Regions from separate parts of the Homo sapiens genome. Here region 1 is linked to region 2. The links are chromatin loops, found by intact Hi-C in ENCODE. Cell type or tissue: ovary. All regions are shown on one strand.

Region 1 (8,000 bases), 100 kb before region 2:
CTCAGCCTCGCAAAGTGCTGGGATTACAGGCGTGAGCCATCATGCCCAGCTGCATGTTTGTATTTTTGAAACAAGGTCTTTACTCTGTTGCCCAGGCTGGAGTGCAGTGGTGCGATCATAGCTCACTGCAGCCTTTACCTCCCAGGCTCAAGCAATCCTCCCATCTCAGCCTCCCAAGTAGCTGGGACCACAGGTACCAGCCACCACGCCCAGCTAACTTTTTATTTTTTGTAGAGACAAGGGTCTCACTATGTTGCCCAAGCTGGTCTCAAACTCCTGGGATCAAGAGATCCACCCACCTCAGCCTCCCAAAGCGCTGGGATTACAGGAGTGAGCCACCAAGTCCGGCCTGGTGTGGGCATGTATTTATTTTGAGATAGAGTCTTGCTCTGTCACCCAGACTGGAGTACAGTAGTGCAATCTCAGCTCACTGCAACCTCTCCCTCCCAGGTTCAAGCCATTCTCTTGCCTCAGCCTCCCGAGTAGCTGGGATTACACATGCGCACCACCACACCCGGCTAATTTTGTTTTTAGTAGAGATGGGAGTTTCACCATGTTGCCCAGGCTGGTCTCGAACTCCTGACCTCAAGAGATCCGCCCGCCTCGGCCTCCCAAAGTGCTGGGATTACAGGTGTGAGCCACCGCACCTGGCCTAGTGTGGGCATTTAGAGGCTTCTGAGAGAGGTGACATCTGGCTAGATGTTGGGGGCGGGAGAGTTCTCTATGTGAGAGTTCTCTAGGCAGAGGGAAGTAGGTGGAGTCTGTTTTCCCTTGCCCTCCCTTTGCACCTTCGAGGGGTGGTGGTGTGGTGGGAGCCGCCCTGGGTACCCCCTTGCAGGTAACACTGCCTCAGCCCAGAGCAGGGCTGGCCGCGGGCCTCCGGGGCCAGGGGCGGGGCCTCACCGAGCATTCCCAGCAAGGTCAAGGACGGTGGCCCTAGAGACCTCTGCAGAGGTGTCCTCTGGCGGGCTGGCTGGCTCCAGCTTCGTGGTGTCTTTGGTAAACTTGTTCCCTGTGGGGAGAGTCAGGGAGGTCAGGGTGAAGGCCCTCTGGCCTCCTCTTGCTGCAGAGCCCCTGGGTAAAGGTCTGTGTGTGAAGCTGGGGGAATCCCGGGGATAGGGCCTGGCCTCTGCCTGTCCTTGTGGGCGCCACGTCCAGCCAACAGCCAGGAACGGGTCCTGGGGAGAGACTCTGACGCCAGAAGGAGGAACAGCAGCCCTAGTGCCAGAGGTGGCCAGAGATTTGGGAGAGCAAGGGGCAGGAGGAATGGGAGGCAGCAACCAGAGATGGTTCTCCTGCCCTCCAACACACTATGGGGGCTGAGCCCTCAGAAAAGGGCCGGGGCTTCCCCATGGCTGCATCACAAGACCAGGCTCTCATGTCATCGTGCCAGGAGCCCAGAGGAAGGCGCCCTTATCCTCATCTCACAGACGTGGACACTGAAGCCCACAAGACCTTGCCCAAAGTCACACAGCTGGTGGGAGGCGGGACCGGAACTGGGGTGCCAGGATCACCCCAAGAACCGTGATGCTTTTGCTACCCCGGGAAGAGCCCGCATCTTCCTCCTGGGACAGGTGTGCTGGCCCACGGGCCACTGCATGGGCTCTGGAGTCACACTGCTGGGCATGCAGCAGGGACCCGTGCTCACCAGCTGGGCTTCCGTTCCTCTGTCTGCACGTGAGAGTAGTGGAGTGGAGCCACCTTCATAGGATTGTTGGAATCAGATTAAAATAAAATATGCTGGCAGCTTCAAAGAGAGCCTGGCACAGGCTCAGGTTCACCAACCTGGCACCGGTTAGCGTCCAGCTTTAGTACTCTCTGTCCAGGGCATTTGAAGCTGGGAGGGGTTGTCCTGACAGTCTGTCAGCACCTAGAAGCCTGGGACCCATTTCTGTCCCAGGACACAGAAACCACAGCCCAGCCTCCCTCCCTGCCTGAGGGGAGGCGCTCAGGAGGACCAAGTCCAGGGTGGTGGCAGCTCGGGTTCTGTTGGGGAACCAATCCGGAAACTTCAGAATGGACTAGATGGTCCCCACATACCTGTGAAAATTCGCTCATCAAACATCCTGGGGAGAGAAGAGAGACAGGCATGAGAACAGTGCAGGCTGGAGGACTCTCCCAGGGCTCGGGGAGATGCCTCCAGTCCCCTTTGGTGATGGTCACTGAGTGACACATGCACAGCTACAGACCTGGGCATCCGGCAGACATGCAGGCAGGAGAGGGCATGTCTGGAACCTCAGAACATCCCAAACCGTTTATTTTTATTTTTATTTTTGGAGACAGAGTCTCACTTTGTCGCCCAGGCTGGAGTGCAGTGGTGCGATCTTGGCTCACGGCAACCTCCGCCTCCAGGGTTCAAGCGATTCTTCTGCCTCAGCCTCCTGAGTAGCTGGGACTACAGACGTGCACCACCATGCCCTGCTAATTGTTGTACTTTAATCTAATTAATTAATTAACTTTTTTTTTGAGATGGAGTCTTGCTCTGTCGCCCAGGCTGGAGTGCAGTGGCGCGATCTCAGCAGGGGAGTGGGGTCTCTCAGCGTGAAAACAGGAGTCATTGTCAGCCTCGCTCCCCCAGCTCTGCCTCCCATGACTGGCGTTTTTGGTTCTATTCTAATTTCCTGCTGGGTTCCCCATGAACCTCCGCCTCCCGGGTTCAAGGGATTCTCCTCCCTCAGCCTCCTGAGTAGCTGGGATTACAGGCGTGTGCAACCACACCCAGCTAATTTCTGTATTTTTAGTAGAGATGGGGTTTCACCATGTTGGCCAGGCTGGTCTCGAACTCCTGACTTGAGGTGATCCACCTGCCTCAGCCTCCCAAAGTGCTGGGATTACAGGCGTGACCCACGGCACCCAGCCTATCCCAAACCATTTTTGCACAGTTAGGGAAAGCATGGGCCAACCCCTGGGGCGGTCTTGGAGGGTCTAATCTGCTCACAACTCCCTGGGGGCCTCTTCTGGCCCCAGGTGAGTGACTCAAGCCCATTTCCCACCAGCACCTACTCTGAATGACTTATTCGTTTATCCTGAGGGCTTTTGCCCAACTTCTCCTGCATCTTACTCAGTGACAGGCACAGGACGGCACAGAGCAGAGCTGCCAACCGATCGTGGCAGCACAAGGTGAACCGTGGGATCCTTTTTTTTTTTTTTGAGTTGGGGTCTTGCTCTATCACCCAGGCTGGAGTGCAGTGGTGCAATCATAGCTCACTGCAGACTTGAACTCCTGGGTTCAAGCGATCCTCCTACCTCAACCTCCCAAGTAGCTGGGACTATAGGCATGCGCCACCAATGCCAGCTAAGTTTTAAATTTTTTTGTAGAGACAGGGTCTTACTGTGTTGTCCACATTGAACTCCTGACCTCAAGTGATCCTCCTGCCTCAGCCTCCCAGAGCGCTGGGATTACAGACAAGAGCCACTGTGCCTGGCCTTGTGGGACCCTTCACAGGTGTCTTAGAAATCAAGGGGGCCCAAGCAGTGAGCGGCCAGCCCTTCCCTTAGGGAGGGAAGCAGGAGAGACTTTGCAGGAGAGAGAGCAGTGAGCTAGGTGAGGTGACTGGAGGCTGGAGGTGGAGGTGCACGGCCTTCAGTGCTGTCCTCAGGCACCTGGCCTCTACCCTGTGGGCAACAGGTGCCCCAATGGTCATGACAAGGTCAGATTATCAGAGAATGTATTGGAGGAGGGGAGGCTGGGCACCCAGGGGCCCATTTAGGGACCCAAGTCATCCAGGTAAGATGCATGGAACCAGCCGGGCGTGGTGGCTCAAGCCTATAATCCCAGTACTTTGGGAAGCCCAGGCAGGTGGATCACCTGAGGTCAGGAGTTTGAGACCAGCCTGGCCAACATGGTGAAACCCCGTCTCTACTAAAAATACAAAAACTAGCCAGGTGTGGTGGTGCATGCCTGTAATCCCAGCTACTTGGGAGGCGGAGGCAGGAGAATTGCTTGAACCTGAGAGGCGGAGGTTTCAGTGAGCCGACATAGCACCACTGCACTCCAGCCTGGGCAATAGAGTGAGACTCCATCTGAAAAAAAAAAAAAAAAAAATGATGCATGGAACCTCTAGCCAGGAAAATGAGGATGAAATAAAGGTCTGAGAGTCTGAGAGGGCGGGGCTGGGCTCACACACTCTCCTGCCTCCAGGACTGGAGTTCTGGCATTCTTTCCCTTCTAACCTCAGCCCCACCAGGGTGGTGCCTGGTGGTGGGTCAGGGGCCCTCAGGCAGCTGATTATGGAGGTACAGCTTCCCTGCCATGGAGTGGCTGGACCACGGACAGAGCCTTGGGCTCTAGGGGGAATGTAGGAGGAAAGAAGGGATGTCCCAGCCTGCATACCTGACAATGTCCAAGGGAGGACCCAGCAGGAAATTAAAACAGAGGCAAAAACACCAGTCCTGGGAGGCAGAGCCGGGGGTGCAAGGCTGACGGTGACTTCTGTTTTCACGCTGGAGGCCCCACTCCCCTGCCACTCCTGAAGGCCCCCACACATCTGGATCCACAGGCCCAGAGGCAGCCTCAGGGAATAATTTTGGGGGAAAACTGGCTTCCTTTCTGAGGCCTGCTTCCTCAGCCCCACCCAGTGATGGAGACACAGTCAGCATTGGTTGTCGTTTTATTATTGTTTTCAGAGATAGGGTCTGGCTCTGTCGCCCAGGCTGGAGTGCAGTGGCGTGATCATAGCTCACTGCAGCCTCCAATTCCTGGGCTCAAGTGATCCTCCTCCGTCAGCCTCCTCAGTAGCTAGGACTACAGGTGCATACCACCAGGCCTGGCTATTTATTTTATTTTTTGTAGAAATAGGGTCTCACTATATTGCCCAGGTTGGTCTCAAACTCCTGGCCTCAAGTGATCCTCCTGTCTCAGCCTTTCCAAGTGCTAGGATTACAAGTGTAAGCCACTGTGCCCAGCCTGCAGTTTTATTATTTACAGTTTTATTTATTTATCAGGGAGAACAGGGTCGGGGAGATGTGGGTTCGAGACAGCATCAGGGACTTACACCATTCCCTGGGGGGGCATTGGGGGTGGAGGCAGATGTCAGGGAGCGGTCAGATGCCCTCACGGGCTGCCCGGACTGGAAGGCCCACATGATAGGCACTGACCAAGGGGTCGCTGGCCAGCCTCTAAGCACAGTTCTGAGTTCTAGAAATCTTCTCCAGATACTTTCTCCTCCTAAGTTCTGGCTTAGCTAGAACCAATATATCTGCCCCTGAGGTGTGAACCCACAGCCCTGGGGGATTCTATTGTATCCCAGTAGGAATACAGACATGAGAAGTAGGAGGCCAGAACTTGGCATGAGTTGGGGTTGGGGCAGAGGTGGGGGGCAGAGAGCTGTACCACCAATAACAAGACCCTCAGGCCTTGTAGAAAGCACTTCTGACTCCCAGATGGTGCATACCCTGCAGATACCTGGGCCAGGGCAGAGACTCTACCTCCTGGCTCCCCCCACTTTTTTTTTTTCTTTTTGGAGATGGGGTCTTGCTACGTTGGCCAGGCTGGTCTTGAACTCCTAGGCTCAAGTGATCCGCCTACCTTGGCCTCCTAAAGTGCTGGGATTACAGGCCGTAAGCCACTGTGCTCAGCCCCTGGCTCCTTTTTAAGCCCTCCTCTCCTGACTCACTTTTGCCAGCATGATCTCAGATGGTTAAATGATGAGGCTGGGGTGTGTAATAGAAAAAAGTGTACTTGGAGGCTCTGAAGCTGTAGCCACTGTTCTAAGCATTTCATCCACATCTGGTAATTTACTCTCCGATCAACACTATGAGGCATGGACAATTATCAGGCCTGGTTATTCTATGTTTAATTTATTTATTTAGAGATGGATTCTCGCTGTCACCCAGGCTGGAGTGCAGTTGTGCCATCTTGGCTCACTGCAATCTCTGTCGCCCGAATTCAAGCCATTCTCATGCCTCAGCCTCCCGAGTAGCTGGGACTACAGGCGTGCGCCACCACACCTGGCTAATTTTTGTATGTTTAGTAGAGACGGAGTTTCACCATGTTGGCCGGGCTGGTCTCAAACTCTTGACCTCAGGTGATCCACTCATCCTGGCCTCCCAAAGTGCTGGGATTACAGGCGTAATCCAGGCCACCATGCCTGGCCTATTTTTTATTTTTTGAGATGGGGTGTCACTCTGTCACCCAGGCTGGAGTGCAGTGGCACGATCATAGCTCACTGCAGTCTCGAACTCCTGTGGTCAAGTGATCCTCCCATCTCAGCCTCCAAGTAGCTGGGACTACAGGTACCTGCCACCATGCCTGGCTAACTTTTTAAATATTTTGCAGAGATGGGGTCTCGCCATGTTGCCTGGGCTGGTATCAGGCCTGGTTTATGTAAATGAGGCACAGAGTGGTTAAGTAACTTGCCCAAGGACGCCCAGGTCGGAAATGTCTTCAGGTGCACCGATGCACTTAATGATGTTTTAATTCACAAGGGAAATAAGGACAATGAAAAAACACCTCATGCTTATTAAACATCTGCTACATGTCAGGTGTGTTTCATCCACTTTTTCATTTTATGTTAGGAAAACTTGGGTCGGGGGGGCCATCATTGTCCCTTCCCCCCACCCCTGCCGCCTTTTTTTTTTTTTTTTTTTTTTTAAGAAACAGGGCCTTGCTCTGACACTCAGGCTATGCAGGCCTGGGCAATATAGCAAGATCCCATCTCTATTCAAAAAAAAAAAAAAAAAAAAATTACAAAGTGCCTGATTAGGCCAGACACCGTGCCTGCATTTTCCATTCAATCCTCAAAAGGCCCAGAAGGAATAGGCCACACAGCTACACAAGGAGCTATAACAGAATTCTCTCTCAGACTCGTCTTATTCTCTGTGTTAAGTTAGAGAACCCATTCATTCTGCCCCTGCCCCATCATTGCCTCCCCAGGCCCCTGCTTAGCCCACATGCCCCAAAACCCGGAGCCCAAGCCAAGCCCGGAGCAGAAGGCCAGACCCCTACGCCCACCCGCACCTCTCTTTTTTGAGACAGAGTCTCACTTTGTCACCCAGGCTGGAGTGCAGTGGCATGATCTTGGCTCATTGCAACCTCTGCCTCCCGGGTTCAAGAGATTCTCCTGCCTCAGCGTCCCAAGTAGCTGGGATTACAGGCACCCACCACCACACCTGGCTAATTTTTGTATTGTTAATAGAGACGGGGTTTTGCCATGTTGACCAGGCTGGTCTCGAACTCCTGGCCTCAAGCGATCTGCCTGCCTTGGCCTCCCAAAGTGCTGGGATTACAGGCATGAGCCACTGCGCCCAGCCCCACCCGCACCTCTTAATGATGAAGTGGATACTATGGCGCTCCTCCAGGATCCGCTTCAGCTTGGGGACTCCATAAGTGCAGGGGCGCTTGAAGGGGATCTTGTCCGGGATGCCCACGATCTCCACAGCCTCCGGGTCACAGGCAATCTTCCGGTAGGGCACGGGGACCATGTGGTCCAGGCCCAGGGCTTCCGCTGGAAAGACAACCAAACAGCAAGGCTGAGTGTTAGACAGGCTGCTGGACACACAGGACCCGGGAGCTGCGGTCCCCATCACCTCCCACCGTCCCCACTCCACTCTGGCCATGTAGCGGCCAGAGGGATCCTGCAGAAATGTCAAAATCATATCACTTTTCTGTTAGGAAATTGGCTGGGCTGGGTGCGGTGACTCATGCCTGTAATTCCAGCACTCCGGGAGGCTGAGGTGGACAGATGGCTTGAGCCCAGGAGTTCAAGACCAGCCTGGACAACACAGCAAGACCCCATCTCTGCAGAAAGTAAAATACAAAAAGCTAGGTGTGGTGGTGCACGCCTGTGGTCCCAGCTACTCGGGAGGCTGAGGTGGGAGAATCACTTGAGCCTAGGAGTTCGAAGCTGCAGTGAGCCAAGATCATGCCACTGCACTCCAGCCTGGGCAACAGAGTGAGACCCTGTCTCAAAAAATAAAAATAAAAAATGTCCAGTGGCTCCCATCTCATTTGGTGACAGCCAAAGTCCTACGTATGTGACTTCATCACCTCTGGCCTCATC
Region 2 (8,000 bases):
GTCTGCAGTGAGCTATGCTAGCACCACTGCAATCCAGCCTGGGCGACAGAGCAGGAAAATTTAATGTTGTTTGCCCTGTTGGGTTTGGGACTTACTTAGGATCTATTATCCTTTCCTTCTTTCCTTATTCTATTTTTTTTTTCAATCCTTTCCTTCTTTCCTACTTCCCCCTTTCGGAATGGAAACATCTGTCCTGTACCTGGCCCACTGTTGTCTTTTGGAAGCACTTTACTTGTTTGATTTCATAGACTCAGCAGGAGGCATATTGATGCCTCAGGATGAAACACACCCTAGAGTCTTACCCATATCTGAGGTAGATAATATTTAGATGAGACTTTGGACTTGGACTTTAAAGTTGATGCTAGAATCAGTTAAGGCTTTTCAGGGCTACTGGGATAAAATGAGTAGTATGTTTGTTTGTTTGTTTTGTTTTGTTTTGAGACAAGGTCTTACTCTGTTGCCCAGGTTAAAGTGCAGTGGCGCAATTGTGGCTCACTGCAGCCTCGACTTCCTGGGCTTAGGTGATCCTCCCACCTTGGCCTCCCAAAGTGCTGGGATTACAGACGTGAGCCATTGTGCCTGGCTGGAATGAATGTATGTCATATGTGAACGTGAAAAGGACATGAGTTTTGGGGGCCCAGGAGCAGAATGCTATGATTTCAATGATGATGTCTCTTCCAAAATTCATGTTGAGACTTACTCATTGTGGTGGTGGTATTGAGAGGTGGGGTCTTTTTGGGAAGTAATTAGGTCATGAGAGCATGAGCCTACAGATTGGTGCCTTATAAAAGGGCTGGAGGGAACTAGCTTAGGACCCTTTGCCTTTCCACCTTCTGCCATGTGTGAGCAGAGTTCATCCCCCACGCAGGATGCAGCCAAAAGGTGCCATCTTGGAAGCAGAGACTAGGGCCCTCCCCAGGCAGTGAACCTGCTGGCTACTTGATCTTGGACTTCCCAGCCTCTAGAACCATGAGAAAATAAATTTCTGTTCTTTATAAATTCCCCAGTTTCAGGTATTTTGTCTTTTAAAATATTTTTTTATTTTGTGTTTTTATTTTTATGGGTTTTTTTTAATATAATTCTTTTTTTTTTTTTTGAGATGGGTGTCTCACTCTGTCACCCAGGCTGGTGTGCAGTGGCATGATCTCAGCTCACTGCAACCTCCCACTCCCGGGTTCAAGGGATCCTCCCACCTCAGCCTCCCAAGTAGCTGGGACTACAGGCATGCACCACCATGCCGGGATAATTTTTATATTTTGGTGGAGACAGGTTTCACCATGTTGCCCAGGCTGGTCTCAAACTCCCGGGTCCAAGGGATCTGCCATCTTGGCCTCCCAAAGTGCTGAGATTACAGGTGTGAGCCACTGTGCCCAGCCTCAGGTATTTTGTCACAGCAGCACAAACAGCCTGAACTCAGAGCGCTAGAGAGGCATGATCTTCCACGGGTCACTGGGGGCTGGTCCTGGAGATGCTGTTGGGCAGATATACATGTCAGCACCAGCCAGCACTCAGAGAACCCTGAGGGTCTTAGACAGTGGCCACCTCGGTAGGTGTCCTCCCTGCCTTCTTGTCTGCCCGGCAATGCTCTGTTCGCCTCTGCGGGCTCACCTCCCAGGTTACTGCCTCCAGGAAGGAGCCCCTGATCTCAGGCTGGTCAGGTGCCTGTCTGGGCCTCCCAAGCCCACAGTGCTTTGAAACCATCTGCCTTCCCACTGGACCATGAGGTTCTCCAGCAGGGGCCCTGTCTGAGGGCTCTCTGAGTCCCTGCACCCAGCATACGACCTGACCCAGAGTCTGAGGCTGCCAGGGCTTTGCTGGAACAAGTGGCTAAAGGCAGGAGCTGTGAGAGGCGGGTGAAGGGGCTGGGGGCTCAGGAGGGACACCAGGGCAGGGCTCTGACTCAGCTCCTGCTGTCTACTTGGGAGAAACAACCCAGAAGGCCCAGAGAGAGGTTGCTGTCCAGGAGCTGTCTCCACTGCCGGCTGGCTCAGCTTCCTCCCCGGAATAACTTAGTAAGAGTCAGTGTTCTCCCCGTCTCTAGTTAAACATTAAAAATTAGGCCACGTGCAGTGGCTCACACCTGTAATCCTAGCACTTTGGGAGGCCGAGGTAGGGGGATCACCTGAGGTCAGGAGTTCGAGACCAGCCTGGGCAACATGGTGAAACCCCATCTCTACTAAAAATCCAAAAATTAGCTGGGTGTGGTGGTGGGCACTTATAATTCCAGCCACTCGGGAGGCTGAGGCAGGAGAATTGCTTGAACCCGGGAGGCGGAGGTTGCGGTGAGCCAAGATTGAGTCACAGCACTCCCGCCTGGGTGACAAGCGTAAGACTCCGTCTCAAAACAAAAACAACAACAAAAAATTAGGCCCAACCCCTGGGAATACTTACCAGCCCCACTCACCTTCCTGGGCTGGCCTCTTGGAAGCCCCGGGGTTCTACAGGCTCAGGTTCCCAGCTGCCCTGGCCCTCACATGCTTGGTGTTACCCGGCTGGGCTCCCTAACTGGGCCACCACTGGGAAAGGTGCTGGGTTAGATGGAGTCACCCCTGTGTGTGACCCATTTCTGTGGACCCCACCTGCCCTGTGTACATCTGCATATATGATGCAGTCACAGCATTTTCTGCCTATCACCTTCTCTGCCCAAACCTCAGTTTCTTTATTCATTTGTTTATTTAGAGATAGGGTCTTACTCTGTTACCCAGGCTGGAGTAAAGTGGCTCGATCACAGCTTGCTGTAGCCTCCACCTCTTAGGCTCAAATGATCCTCCCACCTCAGCCTCCTGAGTGGCTGGGACTACAAGCATGTGCCCAGCCAATTTTATTTATTTATTTTTTGTAGAGATGGAGAGTCACTGGGTTGCCCAGGCTGGTCTCGAAATTCTGGGCTCAAGCGATCCTCTCGCAATGGCCTCCCAAAGTGCTGGGATTACAGACGTGAGCCCCGCACCCGGTCCTCAAACTTTCGTTTCCTATACTCAGGATGGGGATGGTTGTGCCATCTGGGGAGCGTCAGGTGGGCCAGCCACAAGGCCAGGAGAATGAGATTCCTCTGTAAAGAGGACAGAGCCCTTCCTCCTCAGCCAGCCTCAGCTCTGCCGCTCACACGTCTGGGCTCCCTGCTGCCCGGGATCCCAGCCTGCCGGAAATGTAGCAGAAAATTTGCCACCTCTTTACTACGAGCCCCAGGACAGGGTAGGTCTGGGGGCAGGAGGCCCCTCTTTATTCTAGTTTGCCAAGAACTGAATAAAGAAGAAAAAGAAAACCACCCGGCCGGGCGTGGTGGCTCATGCCTATTGTCCCAGCACTTTGGGAGGCCGAGGCAGAGGTCGAGTCGTGTGGATCACTTGAGGTCAGGAGTTTGAGACCAGCCTGGCCAACATGGCGAAACCCCATCTCTACTAAAAATACAAAAATTAGCGGCTGGGCATGGTGGCTCATGCCTGTAATCCCAGCACTTTGGGAGGCCGAGGTGGGTGGATCACAAGGTCAGGAGATCGAGACCATCCCAACTAACATGGTGAAACCCCGTCTCTACTAAAAATACAAAAAAATTAGCTGGGCGGGGTGGCAGGCGCCTGTAGTCCCAGCTACTTGAGAGGCTGAAGCAGGAGAATGGCTTGAACCTGGGAGGCAGAGCTTGCAGTGAGCCGAGATCGCGCCACTGTACCAGCCTGGGCAACAGAGCAAGACTCCGTCTCCAAAAAAAAAAAAAAAAAGAAAATTAGCCAGGCATGATGGCAGGTGCCCTGTAATCCCATCTACTCAGGAGGCTGAGGCAGGAGAAGCGCTTGAACCCGGGAGGCAGAGGTTGCAGTGAGCCGAGATTGTGCCATTGCACTCCAGCCTGGGTGACAGAGCAAGACTCTGTCTCAAAAAACAAAACAAAACAAAAACAAAAACAACAAGAAGAAAAAGAAAACCACTGAAGACATGCTTCTCTTTCCCTACCCCGAATGGTGCAGCTCCAGGGCCAGGGTTGGCTACATCACTGCAAGAGGAAAGTGTGGGGCACATTGTTCAAAAAGCAGGAAAAATGTGTCCTCGAAGGTGCTAAAATACAAAACTTCTTCCTTTCATCCTTGGGCTGACTCTCTCTTGACATCATGATTTTGAAAAAAATTGCTATTTGCCATTTAATGTCGTTCTTAATACAGAAACATTAAAATGCTAAATGATTAGTCTTTTACTATTTCATTCTTTACCATTTATCTTTATATCGTTCAATGCTGGCTTTAAATGTAGCTATAAGAGCATTTTACTCGTGAGCAGAATCGCCGAATCTACACAATTCATATTGTGCCTCATGTGCAAATAATGTGTTTCTTTCTTTTTTTTTTTTTTGGAGACAGAGTCTGGCTCTGTCACACAGGCTCCCTCTGCCTCCCAGGTTCAAGTGATTCTCCTGCCTCGGCCTCCTGAGTAGCTGGGACTACAAGCGTGTGCCTCCATGCCCAGCTAATTTTTGTATTTTTAGTAGAGACGGGGTTTCACCATGTTGGCCAGTCTGGTCTTGAACTCCTGACCTCAGGTGATCCACCTGCCTCAGCCTCCCAAAGGGCTGGGATTATAGGCTTGAGCCACCGTGCCCTGCTCAGTTTTATTTTTATTTTTTTAGAGACGGAGTCTCACTTTGTCGCCCAGGCTGGAGTGCAGTGGCATACTCTCAGCTCACTGTAACCTCTGCCTCCCAGGTTCAAGCAATTTTCGTGCCTCAGCCTCCCGAGTAGCTGGGATTACAGGTGTGCGCCACTACGCATGACTAATTTTTTTGTATGTTTAGTAGAGATGGGGGTTTCACATGGTGGCCAGGCTGGTCTCAAACTCCTGACCTCAGGTGATCCATCTGCCTCAGCCTCCCAAAGTGCTTGGATTACAGGCATGAGACACTGCGCCCGGCCAAGTTCTGGTTTGAATAGAAACTTAGGGCCTTCAGGCCAATCACAGTGGCTCATGCCTGTAATCCCAGCACTTTGAGAGGCTGAGGTGGGAGGGTCGCTTCAGGCCAGGAGTTTGAGACCAGCCTTGGCACCATAGAGAGACCCCATCTGTACAAAATATACAAAAAATTAGCTGAGTGTGGTGGCATGTGCCTGTAGAACCAGCTGCTCAGGAGGCTGAGATTCGAGGATCACTTGAGCCCAGGAGTTCAAGTCTGCAGTGAGCCATGATCGCGCCACTGCTCTCCAGCCTAGGTGACAGAGCAAGACCGTATCTCAATAATAATAATAATAAATAAATAAATAAAAATTAAAAGTAAGGTCTTCAAGGCTGTCAATGGCCTCTTTTTTTTTTCAGTTTGTTTTTTTGAGACAGAGTCTCACCCTGTAGTGCAGTGGCACGATCTCAGCTTACTGCAACCTCCACCTCCTGGATTCAAGCAATTCTTGTGCCTCAGGCTCCCAAGTAGCTGGGATTATAGGTGCGCACCACCACCCCTGGCTAATTTTTGTATTTTTAGTAGAGAAGGGGTTTCGTCATGTTGGCCAGGCTGGTTTTGAACTCCTGACCTCAAGTGATCCCCCACCTTGGCCTCCCAAGGTGCTGGCATTACAGGCATGGATGGCCTCTTGATAGAACGTGTTTACTTAATACCTGTTTTGAGTCACAGGCCCAAGCTTCTGCATTAGGAGCCTGTTTGCTGTCCCTCTCCTCTTCCTGCCTGGAAATCAAGCGGCTGCCCCACTCCTGCTACTTATAAGCTGTGCCACCTCGGGTGGCCACCTCCCCTCTCAGAGCCTCAGTTCCCCGGAGTGATAGCAGTGGTTGCTGAGGGCTGCCTGACCCCCTTGTGAGCTTGCCGTCTGTCAGGCCACAGAAGCAGAGTCCTCTCCCCTCCGCCACTTTGCCACACTTGGGGACGTTTAGGGAACTATGGGTGCTCAGGGTCCTGTAGGTGGCACTGGCCCTGGCCCTGGGGCAGCCCGGCCCCCTTTCTGGGGTGGGGTGATGGCTTGAATCCCAAAGTGTATTTTTTTTTCCTACCCAGCTGGAGTTTCCGCTGACACAGCCGTGTTTTCAGCGCTGGCATTGTGCTTGTATTTAGGTCAGGCCTATTTTAATGCCGCTGGGGACTTGTGCCGGGCTGAGACCGCCTTCCAGGGTTGACACAGAGGAGTGCTGGGCTGCTGAGGGTTTGGAGAGGATGGATGGATGAAGGGAGGAGGGAGGCAGGTGAGGAGGGAGACAGGAAGTGGCAGGTGGCCTTGACCCCCAAATCCTGGCCTATCTGGGGCCCCTACACCCTCTCCCTTTCTATTTTCTTTCTTTTTTTTTTTTTGAGACAGAATCTCAGTCTGTCACCCAGGCTGGAGCGCAGTGGCGCAATCTCGGCTCACTGCAACCTCCTCCTCCCGGGTCCACACGATTCTCCTGCTTCAGCCTCCCGAGTAGCTGGGATTACAAGCGCCCACCACTATGCCTGGCTAATTTTTTTTTTTTTTTTGTATTTTTAGTAGAGATGAGGTTTTACCACATCAGCCAGGCTGGTCTCAAACTCCTGACCTCAGGTGATTCACCCGCCTCGGCTTCCCAAAGTGCTGGGATTTCAGGCGTGGGCCATCACACCCGGCCACACCCCTCCCTTTCTGGCAAGGATCCCCACCCCAACATATACACACTTAGTCTGGTGGGAGGAGAGTCCTACACTGGGCCTCAGGGGACATGGTCGACATTCCTCCAATGTGTGATTTTGCAAGTGATGCTCTCTCCTGCCTCGGTTTCCCCATTTGTCCAAGGAAGGGTTGCTTTGATGACGCAGCCCAGCTCCTCTGGGACTTTGAGAGCACAGGCTGCCAGGCATGGTGGCTCACACCTGTAATCCCAGCACTTTGGGAGGCTTCTGAAGCGGGAGGACTGCTTGAGGCCAGGAGTTTGAGACCACCCTGCACCACATAGCGAGACCCCATCTCTACTAAGAAATTAGCTGGGCATGGCCGGGCATAGTGGCTCATGCCTGTAATCCCAGCAATTTGGGAGGCCAAGGTGGGCAGATCACCTGAGGTAAGGAGTTCGAGACCAGCCTGCTCAATATGGCATCACCCTGTCTCCACTAAAAATACAAAAAATTAGCAGGGCATGGTGGTGGGTGCCTGTAATCCCAGCTACTCGGAAGGCTGAGGCAGGAGAATCACTTGAACCCAGGAGGTGGAGGTTGCAGTGAGCCAAGATCGTACCAGTGCACTCCAGCCTGGGCAACAAGAGTGAAATTCCATCTCAAAAAAAAAAAATTAGCCAGGCGTGATGGCATGTCGTTGTAGTCCCAGCTACTCGGGAGGTGGAGGCAGGAGAATCGCTTGAGCCCAGGAGTTCGAGGCTGTAGTGAGCTGTGATTGTGCCACTGCACTCCAGCCTGGGTGACAGAGCAAGATCCTGTCCTAAAAAATAAATAAATAAATATAACAAAAATAAAAAGAGCCCAGGCTGGTATCCCAGCACTGCCCCTTGCCAGCTGTGTGACCCCATCAAATTACAAAACCTCTCTGTACCCTAATGCCCTTAGCTGCAAAATGGGGATAAAAATAGAATCCATTTCACAAGGCTTTCGGGAGTGAGATGACATCAGGCATGTAGCAATGGTATGTGGCCCCCTGCTTGGAACTCGGGAAGTGCTGGTTGAGAAGCATTTAGTGGCATCGGTGTTATTTTCATCACAATTCGTCCTCCCCAAGGTGCCCCGCGCCTGCCCAGCCCGTGCTCAGCCCAGGGCCCAGAGCCGAGGAGCCCGGGTGCTCATTGATATTCTGGCCACCAGCATCCTTACCGGGCCTGAGTAAACCTAACCCGCGTCTATCGCCAGATCTGGTAATTAATACCCTTGACGGTTTTTATTGGAATGAAGCAGGATCTGTGCATGACTTGGTTTTTAATTAATAACCAGCCTCCCTCCACACGTCCCTCCCGTCCCCCAAGTGCCCTTGAGGACAGGATGAGGTGTGGGCAGGGGCGGGGGGGCAAGTCACCAGGGCCTGGTTCAGTTGTCTCTGAAGGGGAGGTGCAGG

What was found. Peaks named below come from ENCODE experiments on the same cell type or tissue, not always from the same donor. Only the 100,000 strongest peaks of a DNase experiment are listed, where the experiment ranks them.
Region 1: a loop joins it to region 2, with 3.0 times the contacts of the local background. A loop is called at or near these places in 17 of 110 quality-filtered maps.

What each region holds. Positions count from the first base shown.
Region 1 is chr7:74,529,179-74,537,178 of GRCh38, reverse strand. It overlaps GTF2IRD1 (GTF2I repeat domain containing 1), which reads right to left. Exons shown (of 27, transcript NM_005685.4): 9 at 7,262-7,445; 10 at 2,041-2,066; 11 at 904-1,012. It overlaps WBSCR23 (Williams-Beuren syndrome chromosome region 23), which reads right to left and starts at 4,587. Exons shown (of 1, transcript XR_007060383.1): 1 at 3,966-4,587. In ovary, no CTCF peak of the experiment used is centred here; no DNase peak of the experiment used is centred here.
Region 2 is chr7:74,429,177-74,437,176 of GRCh38, reverse strand. No RefSeq gene overlaps it. Among named protein-coding and RNA genes, the nearest start is that of GTF2IRD1, 21 kb to the left of the region's middle. RefSeq lists enhancers at 1,154-1,773, 2,395-3,015, 6,584-7,557. In ovary, no CTCF peak of the experiment used is centred here; no DNase peak of the experiment used is centred here.